Regions from separate parts of the Homo sapiens genome. Here region 1 is linked to region 2. A link is an interaction called in ENCODE POLR2A ChIA-PET data of the cell type or tissue named here. Cell type or tissue: PC-9. All regions are shown on one strand. Links, peaks and the distances in the headings refer to the core of each region. The heading gives the core; the rest is flanking DNA.

Region 1 (12,798 bases), core at 2,514-10,513, 96 kb after region 2:
AGAATGGTAGATCCACCAACAGCTTGCACCATGTGCCTGGAAAAGCCACAGACACTCAGCCAGCCCAAGAAAGCAACCGGGAGCGGGGCCATACCCTGTAAAGCCACAGGGGTGGAGCTGCCCAACACCATGGGAACCCACCTCTTGCATCAGTGTGACCTGGATGTGAGCCATGGAGTCAAGGGAGATCATTTTGGACCTTTAAGATTTGACTGCCCCACAGGATTTCAGACTCACATGGGGCCTGTAGCCCCTTTGTTTTGGCCAATTTCTCCTTTGGAATGGCTGTATTTACCCAATGTCTGTACCCCCATTGTATCTAGGAAGTAACTAACTTGCCTTTGATTTTACAGGCTCATAGGCAGAAGGGACTTGCTTTGTCTGGGATGAGACTTTGGACTGTGTACTTTTGAGTTAATGCTGAAATGAGTTAAGACTTTGGGGGACTGTTGGGAAGGCATAATTGGTTTTGAAATGCGAGGTCATGAGATTTGGGAGGGTCCAGGGCCAGAATGATATGGTTTGGCTGTGTCCCTACCCAAATCTCACCTTTAATTCCTACGTATTGTGGGAGGGACCCAGTGGGAGGTAACTGGATCATAGGGGCAGGTCTTTCCCATGGCATTCTCATGGTTGTGGGTGGGTCTCACAAGATCTGATGGTACTATGAGGGGGAGTTTCCCTTCACAAGCTCTTTTTCTTTGCCTGCTGCCATCCATGTAAGATGTGACTTGCTCCTCCCTTCCTTTGCCATGATTGTGAGGCTTCCCCAGCCATGTGGAACTGTAAGTCCATATTAAACCTTTTTCTTTTGTAAATTGCCCAGTCTCGGGTATGTCTTTATCAGCAGCATGAAAACGGACTAATACAGCATCATAGACATAAATGTATACAAATAAAAAAATAAAAGAAACAAGAAGCAAGCTCTGTACATCTCAGAGTCACATTGCTAAGACAAATAAAGCAATATGCAGAAAAATCTGTATATCACACTATCACCTGTGTAAAAAAATGTGATGCAGGCTGGGCACAGTGGGGGGACGCTGGCTCACACCTATAATCCCAGCATTATGGGAGGCTGGATCACTTGAGGCAGAGGTTGCAGTGAGTCAAGATTGTGCCACTGCACTCCAGCCTGGGTGACAGTGTGAGACTCTGTCTCAAAAAAATAATAATAATGATGATGCAAATATCTCTGAAAGTTTATGGGAGAAACTGGTGACCTAGGCTGCCTATGTGGAATGGACTGAGTGGCTGGGGGAGGCCTGGAAAAGAGCTTTATCACAGCATACCTCTTGGGACCTTTTGAATTTGAACGATATGAATATTTTACTCATTCAAAATAATAAATACAATTTTAATTTCTATAATAATTATAATATAAAGTTGTTTTATCCAGTTCAATGGGATGTTTACAAATATTCCTATTTGAATTTTATTGTATTTGTTATTTGAGGGAGGATTAGTGTTTTTATATCTTTCAATTTGCTCAGATCTTGTTTTAGGTTTTTCAAAAAGAAGTTATAATGTTCTTCATATAAATCCTGTATATCTCCTGTTCCATTCATTCCTAGATTATTTTAAATTTTTTTTGGTATTGTGAATGGAATATTTTCCCATTGCTATTCCTAGCTGGTTATTCGTAACATTAGAAAATTCTACTTGTTTTTTGCTTGTCATGTAGCTAACCACCTTACCAAAAACTTTTATTAATTCTAGTAGTTTTTTCAAAATGTCAGTGGTGTGAGGAAAACAATTCTGGAAATTTTTGTAAAACCAGAGTCTATTGGGTTTTCTATGAATATAATAAAAATTTGATAATTTCTGGGTCTTTTTTCTGATAATTATTCCTATTATATTGGTTTTAGTAAAAGCCAAATGAGAGCCAGAGGGAGAGAGAGAAAAAAAATATGATAGAAGTTTATTTATTTATTTATTTATTTATTTATTTATTTAAAATAGAGATGGGGTCTCACCATGTTGCCCAGGCTGGTCTTGAATTCCTGGGCTCAAGCAATCTGCCCACCTCAGTCTCACAAAGTGCTGGACTTACAGGCATGAGCCACCACACCTGTCCAGCTTATTTATTTATTACATATCCATATGACCAATTCAGGCTGGTGGGACATCCTTGCTCCACAAGGTTATTCAGTGATCCATTACTATCCAGCCATCTACTGGGGTATTGTGCTCATCTGAATGGTTGAAGCTAAATTACAGTTGTACCTATATTATAGCCTGTGGGGAGCAGGGTGGGAGAAAAGTCTAGGACAAGCAATTTCCTTTTAAGCACTTGAGGGGTACATTGAAACCTATCTCTTCTGTGCATATTCTACTGGTGCAAACATGGTGATGTGGCTGCAGGTATCTTTAAGAAAAACTGGAAAATGTAGTCTGTCTCAGTCATGTGCTTTAAAGCCGAACTTCTGAGGAGGAAGGGGAGAATAGATTTTGGAGGACAACTAACAGTCTTCTACACATACCACTTCATTTTCTTGTCTTATTGGATTGTTTAGAACATACAAAACAATGTTGAATAACAGTGGTGATAGCATCCTTCTCTCGTTCCTGATTTTAGTGAAAATGACTTCACATTTTCATTTAATATGTTTGCTGTTGAGTTTCGGAAGTCTTTATCATGTTTAAATAGTTTCTTTCTTTTTTTTTTTTTGAGATAGAGTCTCACTCTGCCGCCCAGGCTGGAGTGCAATGGCATGATCTCGGCTCATTGCAACCTCTGTCTCATGAGTTCAAGCAATTCTTGTGCCTCAGCCTCCCGAGTAGCTGGGGCTACAGGTGCATGCCACCATGCCCAGCTAATTTTTGTATTTTCAGTAGAGACAAAGTGGTTGGCCAGGCTGGTCTCAAACTCCTCACCTCAAGTGATCTGCCTACCTTGGCCTCCCAAAGTGCTGGGATTACAGGCGTGAGCCACCGTGTCTGGCCTATAGTTTCTTTTTAATTTCTATTTTACTTTGAAGTTTTATTAGAAATGGCTGTTGAATTTTTGATGCTTTTTCAGTTTCTATTGACATAATAACATGAGTTTTCTCCTTTAATTGCTTCAGGTCATGAATTATGTTAATAGACTTTTTGGAGTCTCACTATGTTGCCCAGGCTGGAGTGCAGTGGCCATTCACAGGTACATTGATAGTACACACTACAGCCTTGAACTCCTGGCCTCCAGCGATCTTCCCACCTCAGCTTCCTGAGTAGCTGAGACTACAGGCACATATCACCATGCCCAGCAATGTTAATAGATTTCTTAATGTTGAATCATTTTTGCTTTTCTTTATTTTTATAATTATAATTTTGTACAGGCAGGATCTTACTACATTGCCCAGGCTGGTCTCAAACTCCTGGCCTGAAATAATCCTCCCACCTTGGCCTCCCAAAATGCTGGGATTACAGGTGTGAGCCACTGTGCTCAGCAATTTTTTTTTTTTTTTTTTCTTTTCTTAAATAGACCCTACTTAGTCATGGTATATTATTCTTTGCTACACTGCTAAATTCAGTTTATTAATATTTTATTTCGAATTTCTACATGTATCTTTTGTGCAAATATTATCATATTTTAATATATTCCCACATGTAAGGCTATGCTAGCTTTACAAAATAAATTTCGGATCTTTTCATCTTTTTCTGTGGTCTGAGGACTGGTGCCTGTCCCTAACGTGTTACCATCTATGATGAGATAAATACAGAAATTGAGAGGGTTTAGAAATTGTTATAGCAATTTAACATCATTATGACATCCAAGCAGTGATCATCGGACTCATCAATGAGTAATGTATTCAGGTTTTGTAATTATCTTATTTGTCCCTATGTTATTTTTTATTTTTATTTTTATTTTTGTATTTTTTAGTAGAGACGGGGTTTCACCGTGTTAGCCAGGATGCCAGGATGGTCTCAATCAATTTTTTTTTTTTTTTTTGAGACGAAGTCTTGCTCTGTTGCCCAGGCTGGAGTGCAGTGGTGGCACGATCTTGGCTTACTGAAACCTCCACCTCCCAGGTTCAAGTGATTCTTCTGCCTCAGCCTCCTGAGTAACTGGGATTACAGGAACGTGCCACCACACCTGGCTAATTTTTGTAATTTTAGTAGAGATGGGGTTTCACCATGTTTGCCAGGCTGCACTCGAACTCCGGACCTCAGGTGATCCACGTGCCTCTGCCTCCCAAAGTGCTGGGATTACAGACATGAGCCACCGTGTTCAATTTATTTTGATTTTTTTTAAGTGTTTTTTTTTTTTTTTTTTTGAGATGGAGTCTTGCTCTGTCGCCCAGGCTGGAGTGCAGTGGCTCAATCTCAGCTCACTGCAACCTCCGTCTCCCGGGTTCAGGTGATTCTCCTCCCTCAGCCTCCTGAGTAGCTGGGACTACAGGCTCGGGCCACCATGCCCAGCTATTTTTTGTATTTTTAGTAGAGACAGGGTTTCACCATGTTGGCCAGGATGGTCTCAATCTCCTGACCTCGTGATCCGCCCACCTAGGCCTCCCAAAGTGCTGGGATTTACAGGCATGAGCCACAGCGCCCGGACTATTTTGATTATTTTTTAAGAAAATTTAATTTTATTTCTGATTATTCTAAAAATTTGAAAATTGGCCTTGCACTTTATGTCTGCGTATTATTTAATTTTTCTAGTCTTTTAAATTAAAATTGGCAAAAGTAGTCCAGGCACGGTTCCTCATGCCTGTAATCTCAGCAGTTTGGGAGGCCAAGGTGGACAGAGGCCAGGAGTTAGAGACCAGCCTGGCAAACATGGCGAAACCCTGTCTCTACTAAAAATACAGAAATTAGCCGGGTGTGGTGGCGCACCTGTAGTCCCAGCTTCTCAGGGGGCTGAGGCATGAGAATCGCTTGAACCCAGGAAGCAAAGGTTGCCGTGAGCTATGATCGTGCCACCACACTCCAGCCTGGGTGACAGAGCGAGACTCCGTCTCAAAAAAAAAAGGAAAAGAAAGAAATGGCAGAAGTATATGTCCACAATAATTCTAAGTTTTAAAAAACTTGTTCTTCACTGCAGATATTTTGAAAAACACTATCTAGAATGGACTAGATAACATTGAAGTTATTTGTTCTTTAAAGGTTAGCTAAAATTGGCCAGGAGCAGCGGCTCACACCTGTAATCCCAGCACTTTGAGAGGCCGAGGTGGGAGGGTCACTTGAGCTCAGAAGTTCAAGACCAGCCTGAGGAACATAGTCTCTATTTTTTTTTTTTCTAATCAAAGCATTAAAAAAAAAAAAAAAAAAGGTTAGCTAAAACTTAGCTAAAACCCAACTAGACCTGGTGACTCTCCATTCTCTTCTGTGGTTATTGCTCTTTTCAGGTTCTCTACTTCTTGGGTCAATTTTGGTAGTTTATAGTTTGCTAGGAAACCAGTCATTTCTTCTACATATTCACATTTGTTACCCACAATAGTTTCTTAAAATTTTTATCATATGGCTGTGTTTTTATCGACTTGCTCATTACTAATATTTTTCCCTCCTTTCCCCTTCTTTCCTTCTTTTTTGTTTTTTTCTTCCTACCTTAGGCTAGCTGACAGTTTGTCTATTTTATTAGTCGTTTCAAAAAAAAAAAAAAGCCAAAAAACACCTGCTTTAGGGGCTGGGTGGGAGGGTCCAGTCCAGGGTAGAAAACTGGGTTAGTTGAGAGTCGGCAGATGAAGCCAGTGTGAGCCGAAGGAAAGGAGCGGCGGAGGCGGCTCAGCGGACTCAGCCCTGCCAAGGAGAATTCCTAGGGCGGGACCTAGAGTTTTCCGGGCCCCATCTTCCGACGTCGCCGCCCCGGATGTCATCTTATCCTCCTTTGTCTCCGCCTCCCCCCTCTCCTCCTCCCGCGCTGGGCTCGCGGTGCCTGGTTCCTCTTGGAGCCGCTTCTTCCGCCGCCGCCGCCGCCGCCGCCGCCGCCGCCGCCACTCGGTTCATCCTCCTGCACCAGATGGCCAATCGAGTGATCAGGCTGTACACAGTGGTAGTCAGTCTCAGGACCTCAACTGAAAGCACAGCTAGAAGGGCGACTTTCACAGGGTCGGTTAACAAAAAGATTCTAGAGCCATTATCGCACTCCATGGGTCTTTTTGTTGCTGGTGCTTATGGCCTTCCCATCATGTGTTCCCTGTCGATGTGCACTTTCTGGTATGGATAGACACAGGACACCTCTGTATGACCTCCCTATTGAGCAAAAGATGTATGGAGAATCAAAAATTGAACACAGTATGACATACATTGGCCTTATATTGTTAAAGCCATGGAGAACCATAAGGATGAGCTTACCACCATTTCTGTACTGGTTGGAACTTTCAGTGAGTCAAAAGAAGAGGAATACAGGAAACTCTACAATACGTAGCTAGTGCAGCACTATCCAATAGAAAGATAACATGAGCCAAAAATGTGAGCTATGAGTGTCATTTTGAATGCTCTTGTAGCTACATTAGAAAAAGTTAAACAGGTAAAATAAATCTTAATAGATTTATTATTATTATTAAGTCTCGTTCTGTGGCCCAGGCTGTTGTGCAGTGGCACGGTCTCAGCTCACTGCAACCTCTGCCTCCTGGGTTCAAGCAATTCTCCTGTCTCAGCCTCCTGAGAAGCTGGGACTACAGGTGCATGCCACCACACCTGGCTAATTTTTGTATTTTTAGTAGAGACGGGGTTTCACCATGTTGGTCAGGCTGGTCTCAAACTCCTGACCTCAGGTGATCCACCCACCTCAGCCTCCCAAAGTGTTGGGATTACAGGCGTGAGCCACCGTGCTCGGCCAAATCGTAATAGATTTAATATTATATATCCAAAATAGATCATAATCAATTAATATGAAAAATATGAGATATTTTACTTTTTTTTTTGCATTCTAAGTCTTTGAAATCTTGTCTGTTTACACTTACAACACATTTCCAATCAGATTAGCTTCGCTGCATTCCAGGTGCTCAATAACAACCACCATTTCGGACAGTGCAGTTTCTTCTATTTCTGCCATTGAGGTCAAAAGTTCTGGACAGTTACTCTGCTCAATCTTTAGGAGAGACTTAGAAATATATTGACTATCAAGCCAGGCACGGTGGCTTACGCTGATTTTGATCTTGGGGGACACTCAAACCTCAAACTAATAGAATGTTCTCTTGTTTTCTAGCAGGAGTAGCCCTTTTAAAATATGAATTGATTACAAATTTCTTCCTCGTTTAGGGCAGTGGAAGAAAGGCCAGCATGAAAATATGTTGATTTACAGTTCCCACCATGGCAGGCAGCCCTTTAAATGCTACTTGTTTTTTGCCTAATATATAATTTAATAGATCCTAAATATCCACTCTTTGAAAATTTGTGCACATGTATTCCACTTGAACAATTTTGCAAATTGCACAGAGACACAAAACGGTGGAAGCATTAATAGGTTGAATTTACTTTTTTAAAAGCCAGCTTTTGGGTTTTGGCTCTACGCATTTTTGTTTATTTTTGTGATAGAAACAGAGAGGCATTACTCAGATCCCACTTCATGAAGGCTCTCACTGTCCAGCTTCAAGGAGTTTGGTTAGCTGTTACTGCCATCAGCTGTTAGTAGCTCCAAGGTCAGACCACCTCAGTTTTTGAGCTGAAATCATCCTCAGGATGCCCATGGCTAATGATGGAGCAAAAGGAGGTATTGGGATATAGCCTTTTCTGCTCAATGCAGAACTCATCTGATGGACAATCTTTGCTCCAGAGCTCCCCATTGGACTGACAGAGACTTTCTCAGGTCTACATTGCAGTCGTACAACACCCCCTTCCCTTTTTTTCCGCAGACATTACTCCTCTATAAACCTTTCGTACCCTTAACTCCCTAGTATCTGTTTCCCTGACAACCCAACCTGTGACGAGTTTCTAGTTCACTCATTTGAGCTTTATCTTTCATTAATTCCCTATTTGTATTTTCTTTTGGATAATTTTGTGGCTTTGCAACTGTGTTTATAGTATATTACTCAGTGTACATATTTTCCACTTTTAATAATAAGAGCATTTATAGTGGAGTATTGCAAACTGCTGGATTTGAATGCTTTTAGGACAGTCATGTACTCTCCAATTCTCCATAGGCCCTTCCTCTACCTATTTTTACATCTAACCACTTCCTACATCTACATCACCTACATAGGCCCTGGACACATTTGTGATTCCTAATGTAAAGCTATACATTTTCTTCTAAATAGAGCCTTAGATGATCCCATAGGTTTTGTTATAAAGCATTTACCTTTTTGTTACTTCCTAAAAAATTTATAACTTCTGTCTTGATTTTCTCTTTTATCTAGGAGTTTTTTGGGGATTTGTGGGGTTTTTTTGTTTGCTTGTTTGTTTGAGATGGAGTCTCTCTCTGTAGCCTAGGCTGGAGTGCAGTGGCATGATCTCAGCTCACTGCAACCTCTGCCTCCCGGGTTCAAGTGATTCTCCTGCCTCCCAAGTAGCTGGGATTACAGGCGCATGCCACAACGCCCAGCTAAATTTTGTAATTTTTAGGTAGAGACAGTGTTTCGCCATGTTGGCCAGGCTGGTCTTGAACTCCTGGACTCAAGTGATCCACCTGCCTCAGCCTCCCAAAGCTCTGGGGTTTTGTTGTTGTTGTTGTTGTTTTGTCTTGTTTTTTAGAGACAGGTTCTAGCTCTGTCACCCAGGCTAGAGTACAGTGGCACAATCACGGCTCACTGCAGCTTTGACCTCCCAGGCTCAAGCAACCCTCCCACATCAGCCTCTAAAGTACAGGAATGCACCACCATGCTTGGCTACTTTTTTTTTTTTTGGAGATGGGGTCTCACTATGTTGCCTAGGCTTTGATCTTGAACAAAATTTTTGTAGAGACAGGAGTCACGCTATGTTGCCCAGACTGGTATCAAACTCCTGGTCTCAAGCAATCCTCCCACCTTGGCTTCCCAAAGCACTGAGAGTACAGGCACAAGCCATTGCACCCAGCCGTGATCTAGGGGTATCTAGGAGACTGTTCCTCAGTTTTTAAGTAGTAAAGATATTTTGACCATCTTCAATTATTTATTTTAAATTTTACTGGATTATAATGAGAATGTGTTGCCTCTACAAATCTCTGCTTCTTTAAATTCATGAAGTTTTCCTCTGTGAAGAAGCACACAGTTGATAGACATTAGAACATAATTTACATTAAAAATTTTTTTTCCGAGTTCCCAAGACCTGGAAAACAAAATAGTTTACATTTTAAAATGCGTGTGGAAATATACATATATATGATTATATGTTGAACTTGTTTGTCACATTATTCAGTCATCTATTTTCTAGCTTATTTTTCATCTACTTGATCATTCAAGTTCTGAAGGAGATATATTATAATCTCCCATTATGGTGGTGGTTTTCTATCAAAATCTTCTTGGGTTTCTGAGAGTTTGCTGTAAATATTAAGCTGTGATACTTCAGTACATAAAAGTTTGTGATTCATCACTTCAACAAGGATTGAACCATTTATGCCCCCTTTTCGTCTTAATGCATTTGATCTTGAATTCCACTTTTTTTTTTAATAAAGCTTGATGGCTTAAGCAACACATTTATAACCTCACAGTTTCTGTGAAGCCTAGAGTCCTGACCTAACTGGGTCTTCTGCTTCAGATTCTCTATAAGATTGCAATCAAGGTGTCCATTTAGGGTCTTTCACAGGCTGCAATCAAGGTGTCAGCTGGGGCTGCAGTCTTATCTCAAGGCTCACTGTGACAGGATGCACTTCCAAGATCACTCAAATCATTGCTGGAAGGATTCAGCTCCTTGCTGGCTGTTGGACTAAAGGCCCCAGTTCCTTGCCAGGGGGCCCTCTGCATCAGCGTAATCACTTAGGAAGAGCCAGAGACAGAATATGAGCAAGACACAGAAGCTACAGTCTTTTGTAACCTAACTATGAAAGTGACATCTCATCATTTTTGCCATGGCTCATTTGTTACAAGCAAGTCGCTGGGTCCAACACAAGAGGAGGGATTTACAAGAGGGTGAATATTGAAGAGGTGAGGATCATTGGGAGCCATTTTAGAAGCAGCCTACTACAGCTTGGTGCAGGATTTTTTTTTTTTTTTTTTGAGATGGAGTTTCACTCTTGTCACCCAGGCTGGAGTTCAATGGCACAATCTCAGCTCACTGCAACCTCTGCTTCCCGGGTTCAAGCGATTCTCCTGCCTCAGCCTCCTGAGTAGCTGGGATTACAGGTGTGCGCCACCATGCCCAGCTAATTTTTGTATTTTTAGTAGAGACGGGGTTTCACCATGTTGGCCAGGCTGGTCTCAAACTCCTGACCTCAGGTAATCCACCCACCTCGTCCTCCCAAAGTGCTGAGAATTATAGGCGTGAGCTACCTCGCCTGGCCTGGTACAGGATTTTTAGTTAGGAGTTCTTTTCTCCCAATTTTCTGCAGATGGTATTCCACTGTTTTCTACCTTTCTGTGTTGTAGATTTTTAAAACACAAAAAAACTAGCCAGGCATGGTGGTGCACACCTGTAGTTCCAGCTACTTGGGAGGATGAGGCAGGAGGATCACCTGAGCCTGGACATGTTGAGGCTGCAGTGACCTGTGATCATGCCACAGCACTCCAGCCTGGGTGACAGAGTGAGACCCTGAAAAAAAGTAAGAAAGAGAGAGAGAGAAGGAAGGAAGGAAGGAAGGAAGGAAGGAAGGAAGGAAGGAAGGAAGGAAGGAAGAAAGGAAGGAAGGAAAGGAAAGAAAGAAAAGAAAGAAAGAAAAAGAAAGAAAGAAAGAGAAAGAAAGAACAAAGACAAGACAAGACTGGGCTCGGTGGCTCACGCCTGTAATCCCAGCACTTTGGGAGACCGAGGCGGGCGGATCACGAGGTCAGGAGATCGAGACCATCCTGGCTAACACGGTGAAACCCTGTCTCTACTAAAATTACAAAAACTTAGCCAGGCGTGGTGGCAGGTGCCTGTAGTTCCAGCTACTCAGGAGGCTGAGGCAGGAGAATGGCGTGAACCTGGGAGGCGGAGCTTGCAGTGAGCCGAGATGGCGCCACTGCACTCCAGCCTGGGAGCGAGACTCTGTCAAAAAAAAAAAAAAAAAGAAGAAGAAGAAAAGAAGAAAGAGAGAAAGAGAGAGAGAGAAATAAATAAATAAATAAATAAATAAATAAATAAATAAATAAAGTGGTGTTACCAGAGCCCAAGAATCTGGGTTATCCAGCGCAAGCCTGTCTGGCAGGATCTGGGGTTATAGAGGAGCTGCAACCAGTACCAGACATATTACCCAAGACAGAGAGGAAGTTCTACAGAAATGTCCAAGCTTCTCCCTGTTCCCAGTCTTCAGCCTTTTACCAGTGCCTCCCAGTGGCCAAAGCTAGCTGGAAGCTAGAATGTGTTCTTTCTGTTTGGAAACTTACAAGGTTTTCTCTTTATACTTGGAATTCAAGGATTTCACAAGGATAAATTTTGATGTGTGTCTCTTTTCATTATCATTCATAAGACTCAGTGAACACTTTTAATCTGCGAACCCAAATCTTTCTTCAACTCAGGGAAATTTTCTTTTTTTTTTGAGACGGAGTCTTGCTCTGTCACCCAGGCTAGAGTGCAGTGGCGTGATGTCAGCTCACTGCAACCTCCGCCTCCCAGGTTCAAGTGATTCTCCTGCCTCAGCCTCCCAAGTAGCTGGGATTACAGGCGCCCACCACCGCGCCCGGCTAATTTTTGTATTTTTAGTAGAGACGGGGTTTCACCGTCTTGGCCAGGCTGGTCTCGAACTCCTGACCTCAGGTGATCCACCCGCCTCGGCCTCCCAAAGTGCTGGGATTACAGGCGTGAGCCATCGCGCCCAGCCCGGAAATTTTCTTCTATTATTTATCTAGTTAGGTTTTCGCTTTCTTATATTCACTTTATCCTTCTGGACTCCTGTCATTTTCACAACAGATCTCCTGAGTTTCTTAATCCTCAATGATTTCTATTTCTTTACATTTTTGTTCTCTGTTGAAAGCTATTTCTTCCGCTTGATCTTCCAGATTGCTAATTTGGTTCTCAGTTAAGGATCATCCTCTTTTCCAGTTTGTGCACTAATTTTTTTTTTAATTCTAAAATCATGTTTTCTAGTTCTAGATTGTCTTTTTTGTGCTCTAATTGCACATCCTTGAGAGCTTTTGTTACTTGTTTGTTACTTTATCATTTGACACACGTGTATATAATATACGCCAAGCACTGTTCTAAATATTTTACAAATATTAACTTGTTTAATCATTTACTAATTCTCTGTGACTCTTCCTGTGATTCTGCATCAATAGAAGCCATCTGTCTAGTTGTGTGAGTTAGTCTTCCTCCCTCTAGTTAATAAATGTCCTAAAATGGGTCATTTCTCCTTACCTGCTCATAGTTTTGACTTCTTAGCAGTTAGGTCAGATTAGGGTCTCCTGAGCAGTGGTAAACCAGTGAGTGGTGGAAGACTAAGCAGTTTTTGCTGTTGTAGGTGAGAAATCAACTAGATGAAGAGATATTATGCCTTTGCTGAGACGTAGGAAGGAAGCCTCTTTGCCCCAAGCCTCCCTGAGCATACGTGGCAATCTCTTCCAACCATAGGGGCTGAAAGTAATTCAGACCAGCAAAATAGTTTTCCTCAAGTTCCATCATGGTCATGTGAATCAGTCAGGTCCCTTAGGGCTTCAAGAAAGCAGGTGAGCAGGTTGAACCTTCATAGAACAGGCTTCATAGAGCAGAATCAGTCTTTGTTCCAGGTTTCTTTTTTTTTATTTTTTTATTTAAAATTTATTGAGGGCTTTCCTGTATTTACTGGAAAGCCTGCTAGACAAATTCTAAAAGAGCTGTAACACCCCCAGGTTT
Region 2 (12,798 bases), core at 3,287-11,286:
GTCCTTTTTAACAATGTCTAGATGGTTTTTTTAGTTGTCATGATTCACAACTTTAAAGAAACTATGTATAATTCTTTTCAGCTTTAAAACCTTGGGCTGGGCAAAGATTTCTTAGAGCATGAAAAGCAAACCATAAAAGAAAAATACTGGCCAGGCGCGGTGGCTCATGCCTGTAATCCCAGCACTTTGGGAGACCGAGGTGGGCAGATCACGAGGTCAGGAGATCGAGACCATCCTGGCTAACACGGTGAAACCCCATCTCTACTAAAAATACAAAAAAAATTAGCCGGGCGTGGTGGTGGGCGCCTGTAGTCCCAGCTACTCGGGAGGCTGAGGCAGGAGAATGGTGTGAACCAGGGAGGCGGAGCTTGCAGTGAGCCGAGATCGCGCCACTGGACTCCAGCCTGGGCAACAGAGCGAGACTCCGTCTCAAAAAAAAAAAAAAAAAAAAAATACTACTAAATCAGAATTAAACGTTAAAATTTTTTGCTGTCAAAAGATAGTTAACAAAATGAAAAGGCAAATCAGACTAAGAAAAAAATTTCACAGTATCACATATCTGATAAGGCCTTGCATCCAGAATAAAGAACTCTTACAACTCAATAATAAAAAGACAAATAACGCAACTTAAAAATGTGCAAGAGACATGAACAGACATTTCACTAAAGATAACTATAAATGGCAAATAAGCACATGAAAAGATGATCAACATCCCTAGTCACTGGAACAAAATTAAAAGCTCAGTGAGATACCACTACATACCCACTAGAATGACTAAAACTTAAAAGAGTGACAACAACAAGTGTTGGTGGGAATGTGGAACAATTAGAAGTCTCATACAATAGCTGTTAGGAATGCAAAATGGTACAGATGCTTTGGAACAGTTTGGCAATTTCTTATGAAATTAAACATATACTTACTCATATGACCCATCAATCCCACCCCTGGGGACACAAAAACACATGCCTCCCAAAAGGCTTGTGCAGGAATATTGAAAGCAGCTTTATAATAGCCTCCAGGTAGAAACAACCCAAACGCCCATCAACTGGTGGCTACACTCTGGTACGTCTATGTAATAAAATATCACTCAGCAATAAAGGAACTACTGACACATGCAACTTGGATAAATCTCAAAAGCTTAAGTGGAAGAAACTAGACTGAAAAGAGTATATACCATATGATTCCATTTATTAAATAAGATGTAGAAAAAGCAAAACTATAGTGATGGAAAGCCTATCAGAGGTTGCCAGGAACAGCAATGGAAGGAGGGAACTTCTATATCATGATTGTGGTGGTGAACATACAACTGTATGCATTTGTCAAAACTCATAAAATTGTAGAAGTTTACTGTATTTAAATTATACCTCAAAGCTGATTTTTTTAAAAAAAAAAAGCATAAATGGTTATGGTTAGGATAGTAACTAGAATGCAGCATGAGAAAGACTCTAGGTTGCAGGTACTATTCTGTTTTTTTTTTTTTATACTTCAAGTTCTAGGGTACATGTGCACAATGTGCAGGTTGGTTACATATGTATACATGTGCCATGTTGGTGTGCTGCACCCATTAACTAGTCATTTACATTAGGTATATTTCCTGATGCTATCCCTCCCCTCTCCCCACACCCCACAACAGGCCCCGGTGTGTGAAGTTCCCCTTCCTGTGTCCAAGTGTTCTCCTTGTTCAATTCCCACCTATGAGTGAGAACATGCGGTGTTTGGTTTTTTGTCCTTGTGAGTTTGCTGAGAGTGATGGTTTCCAGCTTCATCCATGTCCCTGCAAAGGACATGAACTCATCCTTTTTTATGACTGCATAGTATTCCATGGTATATATGTGCCACATTTTCTTAATCCAGTCTATCATTGATGGACATTTGGGTTGGTTCCAAGTCTTTGCTATTGTAAATAGTGCCGCAGTAAACAAACATGTGCATGTGTCTTTATAGCAGCATGATTTATAATTCTTTGGGTATATACCCAGTAATGGGATTGCTGGATCAAATGGTATTTCTTGTTCTAGATCCTTGAGGAATCGCCACACTGTCTTCCACAAAGATGGATTAAAGACTTAAATGTTAGTCCTAAAACCATAAAAACCCTAGAAGAAAACCTAGGCAATACCATTCAGGACATAGGCATGGGCAAGGACTTCATGTCTAAAACACAAAAAGCAATGGCAACAAAAGCCAAAATTGACAAATGGGATCTAACTAACTAAAGAGCTTCTGCACAGCAAAAGAAACTACCATCAGAGTGAACTGGCAACCTACAGAATGGTAGAAAATTTTTGCAATCTACTCATCTGACAAAGGGCTAATATCCAGAATCTACAAAGAACTCAAACAAATTTAGAAGAAAAAACAAACAACCCCATCAACAAGTGGGCGAAGGATATGAACAGACACTTCTCAAAAGAAGACATTTATGCAGCCAACAGACACATGAAAAAATGCTCAACACTGGCCATCAGAGAAACGCAAATCAAAACCACAATGAGATACCATCTCACACCAGTTAGAATGGCGATCATTAAAAAGTCAGAAAACAACAGGTGCTGGAGAGGAGGTGGAGAAATAGGAACACTTTCACACTGTTGGTGGGACTGTAAACTATTTGAGTTGGGTAGTGGACATATGGGTGCTTAGTTTAGGGAAAGTCACTGAGCTGTATTTTTCCGTATGTATGTTTTATTTCAATAAAAATCTTAGTAAAAGAATAAATAAATAAAAGAATGGGTCCTTAACAGTCTGAGGCTGAAAAGACTTCTTACACATAGCAGCAATGATTGAAAACTACACTCAAGAAAATGACTAGAAGGAAAAGAATGCTAAGTAACCACTAATCATAAGGGAATTAAAAAAGCAGCCACTTGTCTGAAGTATATTTTCCCATGTGAGGGACTTGACTAATAATCTCGCTAGATTTGGGTTTATATTAATATATACAGTTATGCACCATTTAACAATGTTTCGGTTGATGGACCACATATATGACCAGGGTCATATAACATTATATTAGAGCTAAAAAATTCCTATTGCCTAGTGATATCATGGCTGTCCTAACATCTTAGTGCAAGGTATTACCTTTTAAATGTTTAGATATGTTCAGATACACAAATATTTAACAGTGTATTACAACTCCCCACAGTATTCAGTACGGGAACATTCTGTACAGGTTTGTAGCCTAGGAGTAACGGGCCATACCATATAGTCTAGGTATGTAGTAGGTCATACCATCTAGGCTTGTATAAGTACACTCTCTGATGTTTGCACAATGACGAATCACCTAATGATGCATTTCTCACCTGTCATTAAGCAACACTTGACTGCATATGGTTAGGACACACTGGAATTTTCCACAAACCTCACTCAACATAACCCTTTATTAAATGAGGTTCATATTTTTATTTCTAAAGATACTCATAACACAAGTATACTCAGAATATTTTCATTTCAAAATTTAGGTTTGTAAGAAAAATCTTACTTACCTCCTTCATAAATGACTTGCCTATGCGCACCACTTTTGCAAATAAAATGGGATCGTGAGAAAGGTGAGGACCAAGGTAACAGAACATATTGAACACGTCTCTCCTCAAATCTTCAAAGCTCTCAGCTTGTTTTGGTGCTCTCTTGTTTTGCAAAGCATTAACAGGTGAGCCTTTAGCACCTTTAGGAACTCCAACTCTATTTTAAAAAGTAAAATAAATAAATAAACAAATAAATAAGTATATAATAAATATAACTATATACACACACACTACAATATCTACCATTTTAACAAAGTTATCTTAATCAGTGAAATTTTTTCTTGCTCATATTTGCTTTCTACATTTCAATTGTGCCTAACTTTATTACACCAGATAATTCTCAACTGGTAGAAACACATAAAAACAACAGTCATTAGAAAAAAAAAATCAGAGCTCAGAGGAGAATGTTCCAAATTAACTGCTTAATCAGAGAAGTGTGGATTTCAAGGAACATTTAACACACACCATCTGAATCTGTTTTTAAACTTGGCCGGTATCGGGAACTTGGATATGGGAATGGGCAACAAGGGATGGACCTAAGATGCACTGGAAGATGAAACAGAAAAATATGGATATAACAACACTGATTCAAGTCAACTGACATTTCTCAATCTGGATTCCACAACCTAGGGTATGTAGAATGTGGTCGTAGGGAAAGTGAGCCATGTAATAAAAGAAGGTCACTTTAGGACACCATACCCAGAGTTCTCACCTGCTCAGCAGGTGCCCCACTGTGGAGTCACAGGGGTCACTCTCTAAGAAGCCTGCATGGTCCACGGCCCATGAAGTGACACTGACGGCAGCAACCAGCAGCTACACAAAAGTCACAAGGCTGAGGCTTTTGAGGCAGGCTCTGATCTATGGGGCTGTAGCCACAGCTGCTATCAATACTGCTCCTAAGTATCCTGCAAGTAGGCAGAAAGCTAAAGGACTAGATGACATAGTAACTGGGGATGATAAGAGAGGCTAAACTACTAATTTCCAGAACAGCAGCCTATATGCCAGGAAAGGTAAGGGAATCAGAGAGGCAATGTCCTCACTCAGAGCCACTCAGCCAGGATGGAGAAAAATTACACTAAGAAAAAACCTCAGGAATTCTTTGCCCCTCCCACCCACTGAAAGGAGGGAAAGTCAAAACCAGAAGAATGGAGTTTCAACTCTCAATGGAACAAACCCAACCTAGAAGTCTAACTTGTAGTTTTCAGACTACACTGCAGCACACATTCTAGAACCCCTGGTCTAGACGTTAGAAGACAAGTCACTGATTAATATATATCAGACTGATACACTCTGTGAATAGTTCTTATCTTTTGATAAAAGGTACTAAAATATATGCTTGGTTTGAGGAGATAAGATAAATATACATTTTGTTGTAGTCCTAAGCTATTTCTACCTCAATGATTAATAAAGTATAAAGTTACATACCTTCGGTAGAGAGGCTCAATAGTTATATGAATGAGCTTGCAAATAGCAAGGGCTATTAGCTTGTGTGAAGCTGCATAGTATGGAGGCATCTGATCCATAATGTTCTGTGCATGTTGCCAATCACCAATCTTTAATAAGGCTTCCAACAAGCCAAGTTTTTGGTTATCAGGTGGCTAAAAATGAATAGTCAAAACTAAGATACTCAGGATACAGACATCAAGAAATCTTAATACTTTGTCACTTAAAAAACTGACCTAAGCAACACATCAAAAATATTTGCTATTCATGGGAAATTAAACAATATATTCCTGCAAGTACAATCAAAATTTTTAGCTATTGAAAAAACATCAGGGCCAGGCGCAGCGGCTCACACCTATAGTCCAGGAACATGGGAGGCTGAGGTAGGCAGATCACTTGAGCTCAGAAGTTTGAGACAAGCCTGGGCAACATGGCGAAATCCCATCTCTACAAAAAATACAAAAATTAGCCAAGTGTGGTGGCGCATGCCTGTAGTCCCAGCTACTCAGGAGGCTAAGGCTGGAGAATTACTTGAGCCCAGGAGGTAGAAGGCTGCAATGAGCTGTAATCATGCCACTGCACTCCAGCCCGGGTGAAAGAGTGAGACCCTGTCTCAAAAATAATAATAAATTTATTAAAAAAAAAAACAGACACAGGCATTACAGTTTATAGACTTGGAATTAAGTTCTACTTCATGTTATGTCGTGCCACAGGAAACCAGAATTCATCATCTCTGAGAATCTCTTTAGGATTTGAGGGCCACTAATACACAGAGGACAATTAAAGTCAATACAACTTGTGATTTTACTTAGAAAACATTTTGAAATTTATACAAGAAAAAAAATATGACAGCTTCTCTTAAAAAGGAGCCATTCAGATTAAAAATAAAACCACTGTAGCAAATGATCCAGAAAATGAGGTTTCAGCAAAATGAAAACTAAGAAATTATTCTTCCATAAATGACTATTTAGAAGTTAAATTTCATAATTCAAAATCCAGAAGATAGTGTTAATTTTACTAGAATGAATTACATACTTTCTCTACTTTCTCCTCTTCTTTTTCCTTTTCTTTCTCTCGCTCATCCATTTTTTCAGAAGACAACACAACCATCGTAAGCTTTCTAACAATTTGCTTAGCTTCCGCAATTTCTCGTTTGTGTTCATCCATAATGCAATTATCAGCCGGAAGAAGCTAAAAATGGTACATTAAAATTTCATAAAATAGCTAATACCAACTACTTGTTCATATAAAAAGGAAACACTATTCTCAATTGATAAAACTATAAATAAGAAGTCTAACTTATTCGTGACCATTTGCCTTCTAAGTAAATTTCAGTTATTTTCTTATAATTTGACAGAATGAAGTACCTGAATTCTGTACCCCTTTTAAAATCAAGTCGCAGCTCAAAGTTTCACATCTTCTGTCTGACAGAGTCCCTAAAGTAATGTAATACCACAACAGTGATGTTTTCCGTTGAATTTATTAGTTTACCCAAGAAAATATATAGCAGTTCCATTAAAAACATTACAAATTTCCCCATTAAAGGCTAAACTCCAAATTAAATAAAGCATTGCAATATGGATCCAATTTGGGAAAGGTGAACTACTGAATAACACAAAGGGATAAATTTAAATCATCTAAATGAAAAATTTCAAGTAGAAAAATTATTAGTAACTTGACATCTCACTTTTTCTAGGAGCTTATTTAAGTCACAAGCTAGTTACTAATTTATTGCAAAAGAAAAAGTACTATGTGCATAGTCAACCCTCCATTATGAAAAAGGCTCAAGTATCTCAAACAGTCACCTTGTATGAGTGGAAGATGATTAATGAAGACATTTATAAAATAACCCTAACACAAAGAAAACTTTAGGCAACAAATTACTCAGTAGTTTCTGCTAGTCACTATGATAAGCTATAAAAGGAGTGTTCCTGACCCCTAGAAATGCATAATCTATTCCATTAACTAGGTTTAATGTAAACAGTAAATGAAAATAATAATGAACTATTAAACATTATAGATTTCATTCCATTTATCAAAAAAAAAAAAAGGAGGGAGGGAGAGAGAAAAGTCACTATGGACTGGTGCAAGGAAGTAAGCAAGACTTTTTCTCATTCTGTATGTTCTCCCCTGGCAATCAAACACATTTGTATTGCTGTACTTATACACCTGGCACAGGTCCTCTTGTTTTATTTTTTACTTTTTTTTTTTTTTTGAGACAGTTTTGCTCTCGTTGCCCAGGCTGGAGTGAAATGGCACGATCTCGGCCCACCGCAATCTCTGCCTCCCGGCTTCAAGCAATTCTGCCTCAGCCTCTCGAGTAGCTGGGATTACAGGCATGTGCCACCACCCCAGGGTGATTTTGTACTTTTAGTAGAGATGGGATTTCAGCATGTTGGTCAGGCTGGTCTCGAACTCCTGACCTCAGATGATCTGCCCGCCTTGGCCTCCCAAAGTGTTGGGATTAGAAGTGTGAGCCACTGCGCCCGGCCATAGGTCCTTATCTTTTACCCAGACAATTACAACTCCCTCTAATGGCCAAACTGTTTCTTCTTATAGTTCTCTCAACTTTTATTTCTGTGTATTTTGAGAATATGTCATTAGATACATGTAAAGTTAGAACTGTTTTATCTTCCTAGTGAGCACAATCTTGTTATTATGAAGTAGCCCGCTTTATCTCCTTCTGCCAAAAAGTCTATTTTGTCCAACAGTAAGTTTGCTGATCTATTTTCTCATCCTTTTACTATCAACATTTCATTATCCTTAAGTTTAAGCTGTTTCTCATATAAATAATAAACTCATTTTTAATTCCACTTGACAATCTTTGTCATATTAACAGGACCACTCAGTCTGCTTACATTTACTGCTAAATGCAATCATAATGAGTAATAAATCTATCATCAATTTGTACTTTCCACATATGCCGGTCTATACTTCCCTCTAAAGTCATACCTGTGTTTTTAAATTTTCCCTTTTCTGTCCACTTTTCCATATTCTCAGTTTCTACATCACATCTCTCCTTTAAATACTAATATGGCTCTCCACTCCCAAGAGAAAAATCCAGATTCCTTACTATGTCACTTAAGCCGTTAACAGTTTAGCTTTCTCTATTCCATCCTCATTCCCCCTATATACCACCCTAGGCTCCAACCACTCTGAGCTTCCTGACAGTCCCATAAGGGGATAAAAAAGCCCTTTCAAATCTCCTGCCTTGGCTGGGCATGGTGGCTCACGCTTGTAATCCCAGCACTTTGGGAGGCTGAGGCAGGCAAATCACCTGAGGTCAGGAGTTCAAGACCAGCCTGGCCAACATGGTGAAACCCCATCTCCACTAAAAATACAAAAATTACTTGGGCATGGTGGCATGCGCCTGTAATCCCAGCTACTTGGGAGGCTGAGGCAGGAGAATCACTTGAACCCAGGAGGCAGAGGCTGCAGTGAGCCGAGATAGTGCCACGGCACTCCAGCCTGGGCAACAGTGAGACTCTGTCTCAAAACAACAACAACAACAACTCCTGCCTTTATACTCAGTTAATTCTACCTACAAAGTTTTCTACCATTTCAGCCTAGATGGTCCTACTTGTCTATCAAGATCCCAGTTCAACATCACTAGTTTGGGAAAGTCTTCCAAAATCCCCCAAGACAGATATGGTCACTATCTATTCTGAGCTTTGTGAATATCTCCAATAGAGTACCTATTAAATAATGCAAAATTTTTTTCTCCCTTCCTAGAGTATGACTGCTTCCAAGGTAAAGACCAAGTTTTACTCAACTCTGTAGCCACAGTATACAAAAATAGGCAATGATGTTAATAAAGTGATCTCAAAGGCAGTGAAGATGATATCACCTTTGGACATACTTGTTTTAAATTAATAGATATCCTAATACAAAACCTAATAGAAGAGGAATTTATATACTATTAGCCTAGATTCTGAAACTGATGACTAAATTTTTGTTAAACTAGAGGTCATCTGCCACAATCATGAACTCTTCTACATCCTGGGTCCAGCAATAAAAGCATAATAGTCATTTAGTGCACACGAATAACACAAGAAAAATATTTTTTAAATATACTAAATATAAAAATACACTAATGAAGTTCCCCATTCATCCTGAATGCCTAAAATTAACATTTTAGAGAGAAAGAAGCAGTATATAGGTAACTTTATATTTCCCATCATTTGTAGATAATAAAAAGGCTTAAAAAACCACATTGGTTAGAACTTGGCCTCTCTCCCCATGAGCTATGCCTTGATGACAGTTAAGAACTTGAACTTCATATCCAAACTTAAACTCCATAAAGGTGACCAAAACTTAAACTCCATAAAGGTGACCAAAAAGGTATTTAATTTTCATAGACTGCCAAATAACTAAATTTATTCACTTTATAAAGTAAACACAAATCAACAATGTATTGGGGCTTCAAAGAGTGAGACTTGAGAACCTCGAACCAACCCAATCCTGGGGGTGCTATGTGGCTACCTACTCCTCTTCCCTACCCTTGGGACAGACAATCAAGTATTCTTAGCAGCCCACTTGACTTACATGTACATAAAGATCATCTAAATCAATAAGATTAAATTGTAGAAGTACTGCTGCAACTCTGTATAAAGATGATGGTGTCTCGCCATTTGGTTCCTAGAAATATAAAAAAAAAAGTTTCCATTTAGTGCAGAAAGGACAATTAAAGCAATATCCTTCACCTACCAATAACTAAGAACAATTAGATCAAATACTCTAGGCCAAGAAAATGCTTCACTGCTCTTCCTTATCTTACCAAATATCTGAATTCAGTACAAGGATTATTATGCCAACATCCCTTTTCACATTGGAACATCTTCTGAAGAACACAAGGAAAGCAATTTCAAAAACGGACACAATTTACAATGCAGGTTAACATTTAAATAAAATCTCACAGCTGAATAGCATAAGTGAGATTTTATAATGCACAAGATTTAGTCTGCAGTTCTGTTTATATGTGTGTTTTCTTTTCTGTTTTTTTGTGTGTTTTTTGGTTTTGGAGGGTTTTTTTTGAGACAGGGTCTCACTCTGTCACCCAGTCTGGAGTGCAGTGGCATGGTCATGGCTCACTGCAGTCCTGACCTCTCAGGCTCAAGCGATCCTCCCACCTCAGCCTCCTGAGTAGCTGGAACTACAGGTATATGCCACCACACCCAGCTTTTTTTTTTTTTTAGTAGAGATGGGGTCTCACTATGTTGCCCAGGCTGATCTCCAACTCCTGGGCTCTAGCGATCCTCCCACCTCAGCCTCCCAAAGTGATGAGATTACAGGCATGAGCCACCATGCCTGGCTGATACACATGTGTGTTTTCTTAACTTGCTTTTTCAAGTTAGTTCTTAGTGGAGACGCAGATAGACAAACTGTCAAGTGCAGAAGAACCATCAGCATTTGCTTTATATTTTTCTTCCTTTAATTTTATTTCTTGGGTTTTATGCTAAGTATATCTGGCTGTCAGCTGATGTTCTCCACAAAACAGGTGTACATAAATATTACAGATGAATAAATCGATGTTTTAAAGTACAGAATGGCAAAGTCAATTCCAGGCCAGCCATGAGGACCCTACATAGAAACATAAGAATCTTTGAATGCTATCAATTTTCAAAGCTAATTTTAACACTGCTGAGGTCAGATGAATGGAACAGTGAAGTGAGAATAACTGGCAATAACTAACTGGCCAAATGTAAATAAAAAGCAAACAGTAACAATACACTATGTTCTTTTTATAGTCAATACTGAAAATGAGACCTTTGTATGTGAGGTTCCTCCCACAATTATGATATTATGCAAATAAAATACAAAGCTAACCAAACTAATGTGCATCATTTATAGAAGGCATTGTTTCACTCTATTTTTTAAAAACAGATGAGATGTCTTCAATGTAACAATAGTTTCCTAATTCTAATTTGCTTACAGGCCAGGCACAGTGGCTCACGCCTGTAATCCCAACACTTTGCAAGGCCAAGGTGGTCAGATCACCTGAGGTCAGGAGTTCGAGACCAGCCCGGACAACACAATGAAACCCCGTCTCTCCTAAAAATACAAAAATTAGCCAGGCGTGGTGGCAGGCACCTGTAATACCAGCTACCTGGGAGGCTGAAGCAGGAGAATCACTTCAGCCCGGGAGGCGGAGGTTGCAGTGAGCCAAGATCACGCCACTGCACTCCAGCCTGGGCGACAAAGAGAGACTCCATCTCAAAATAATTTTAAAAACATGTAAAAATAAATGCTTATAAATGGTTACTTAGTAGCAAAACATTTTCCCATAAAAATGAATTGTGGCCAGGGTTTCAAAACAAACTCACAAAAGCTTATTTAACTTATTGACAACCTGTCCTCCACTACCTGACTTGAATGCACCAGGGCCACATTCATTACTCCCTTCATTCTTGTTTAAATACATCACCACAATATGCCCCACACTCTCATCCACATACTGTTATGCACAATCCCTGTTCTGTCCCATCATACCTTTCCACATCCTTGAAATACTTCCACGGAATCATATGGAATTCATGATCCATTCTCAGCAAAATTCCCTATATCCAAATTTCTCATTTAAAGGTTCTTTTCACCGTGGTGCTCACACAGAGCCTGGTTCACCCTGAGAACAGCCCTGCCATTGTAACGCAGTTAACTGGTAGCTGTTTTCCTCAGACGCCTCACACTACCAGGCCTGGAGGTGATGTGGCAGTTTTCTTTTTGCTTGTTATTGTTGCTTCCAGACTATTCTCCCTCTATCCACCCAGCTTTGAATTTCATATCACTCACTACTCCCTCACTATTGTTGCAATCTAGTTTCATTCTGTTGTGGTCAGAGATGATATTTTGCATGATTTCAACTGAGACTTGTTTTGTGGCCTAATATATGGTCTATTCTAAAGAATGTTCCATGTGCTTTGAGAAGAATGTAGATTCTGTTGTTGTGTGTAATGTTCTATATATATAACGTTGTTCAAGTGTTCTATTTTCTTACTCATCTTTTGTCAAGTAATGGTTAGTTGTTCTAACCATTAATGAAAGTAGGGTATGGAAATGTCCAATAATTACACAACTATGTTTCCTTCAAGTCTGCCAATGTTTGCTTCAAATACTCTGGGGCTCTGTTGTTTGGTACAGGTATGTTTATAACTGTTATATCTTCTCAATGGGTTATCCATTTTATATTATATAATGTTTTTCATTGTCTCTTGTAACAACTTATTGTCTTAAAGTCTACTTTGATATTAGCATAGCCACCCCAGGTCTCTCCAGCATAATGCTTGCACAGAATATGTTTCCATACTTTCAGTTTCAAGCTATTTGTATCTCTAAATCCAAAGTGAGTTCCTTATACACAGTATGTAACTGGATCATGATTTTTTATACATTCTGCCAAACTCTTGCCTTTTAATTGGTGGGTTTAATCCATTTACATTCAAAATAATTATAGATAAGGATGAACTTCTATCATTTTGCTACCTGTTTTCTGTCATATTTTTGTTCCTCATTTCCTCTATCACTGCCTTTTTTGTTTGATTTTGTGTGTGTGCACCATTTTGATCCCCTTCTTTTTTCTGTTTAGTTTTTAATTATTTTCTTAGTGGTTCCTTTGGGTATAATAATTAACATTTTAAACTTAAAACAACCTAGTTTGAATTAATACCAACTTCACTTCAATAGTGTACAAAACCTCTGCACCTATACATCCCTGCCCCTCCCCACCTATTGTTAGTCACAAATTACATTTTTATAGTGTGCCATTTGACAGATTTATAACCTGGGTGATGGGATGAATTGTACCCCAAACCTCAGCATCACACAATATACCCAG

What was found. Peaks named below come from ENCODE experiments on the same cell type or tissue, not always from the same donor. Only the 100,000 strongest peaks of a DNase experiment are listed, where the experiment ranks them.
Region 1: POLR2A ChIA-PET joins it to region 2 with 9 read pairs; 2 of 35 experiments call an interaction of 5 or more read pairs at or near these places.

Annotation. Positions count from the first base shown.
Region 1 is chrX:123,759,350-123,772,147 of GRCh38, forward strand. It overlaps the pseudogene MEMO1P4 and the pseudogene RNU7-69P. Among named protein-coding and RNA genes, the nearest start is that of THOC2, 33 kb to the left of the region's middle. In PC-9, for the core only: no CTCF peak of the experiment used is centred there; a DNase peak (open chromatin) is centred at 5,802; H3K4me3 peaks cover 1,570 bases; H3K27ac peaks cover 1,271 bases.
Region 2 is chrX:123,662,157-123,674,954 of GRCh38, forward strand. THOC2 (THO complex subunit 2) reads right to left here. Exons shown (of 39, transcript NM_001081550.2): 9 at 9,513-9,605; 10 at 6,003-6,158; 11 at 4,950-5,122; 12 at 3,486-3,681. Among named protein-coding and RNA genes, the nearest start is that of THOC2, 64 kb to the right of the region's middle. In PC-9, for the core only: CTCF peaks have their summits at 7,407 and 7,607; no DNase peak of the experiment used is centred there; H3K27ac peaks cover 2,029 bases.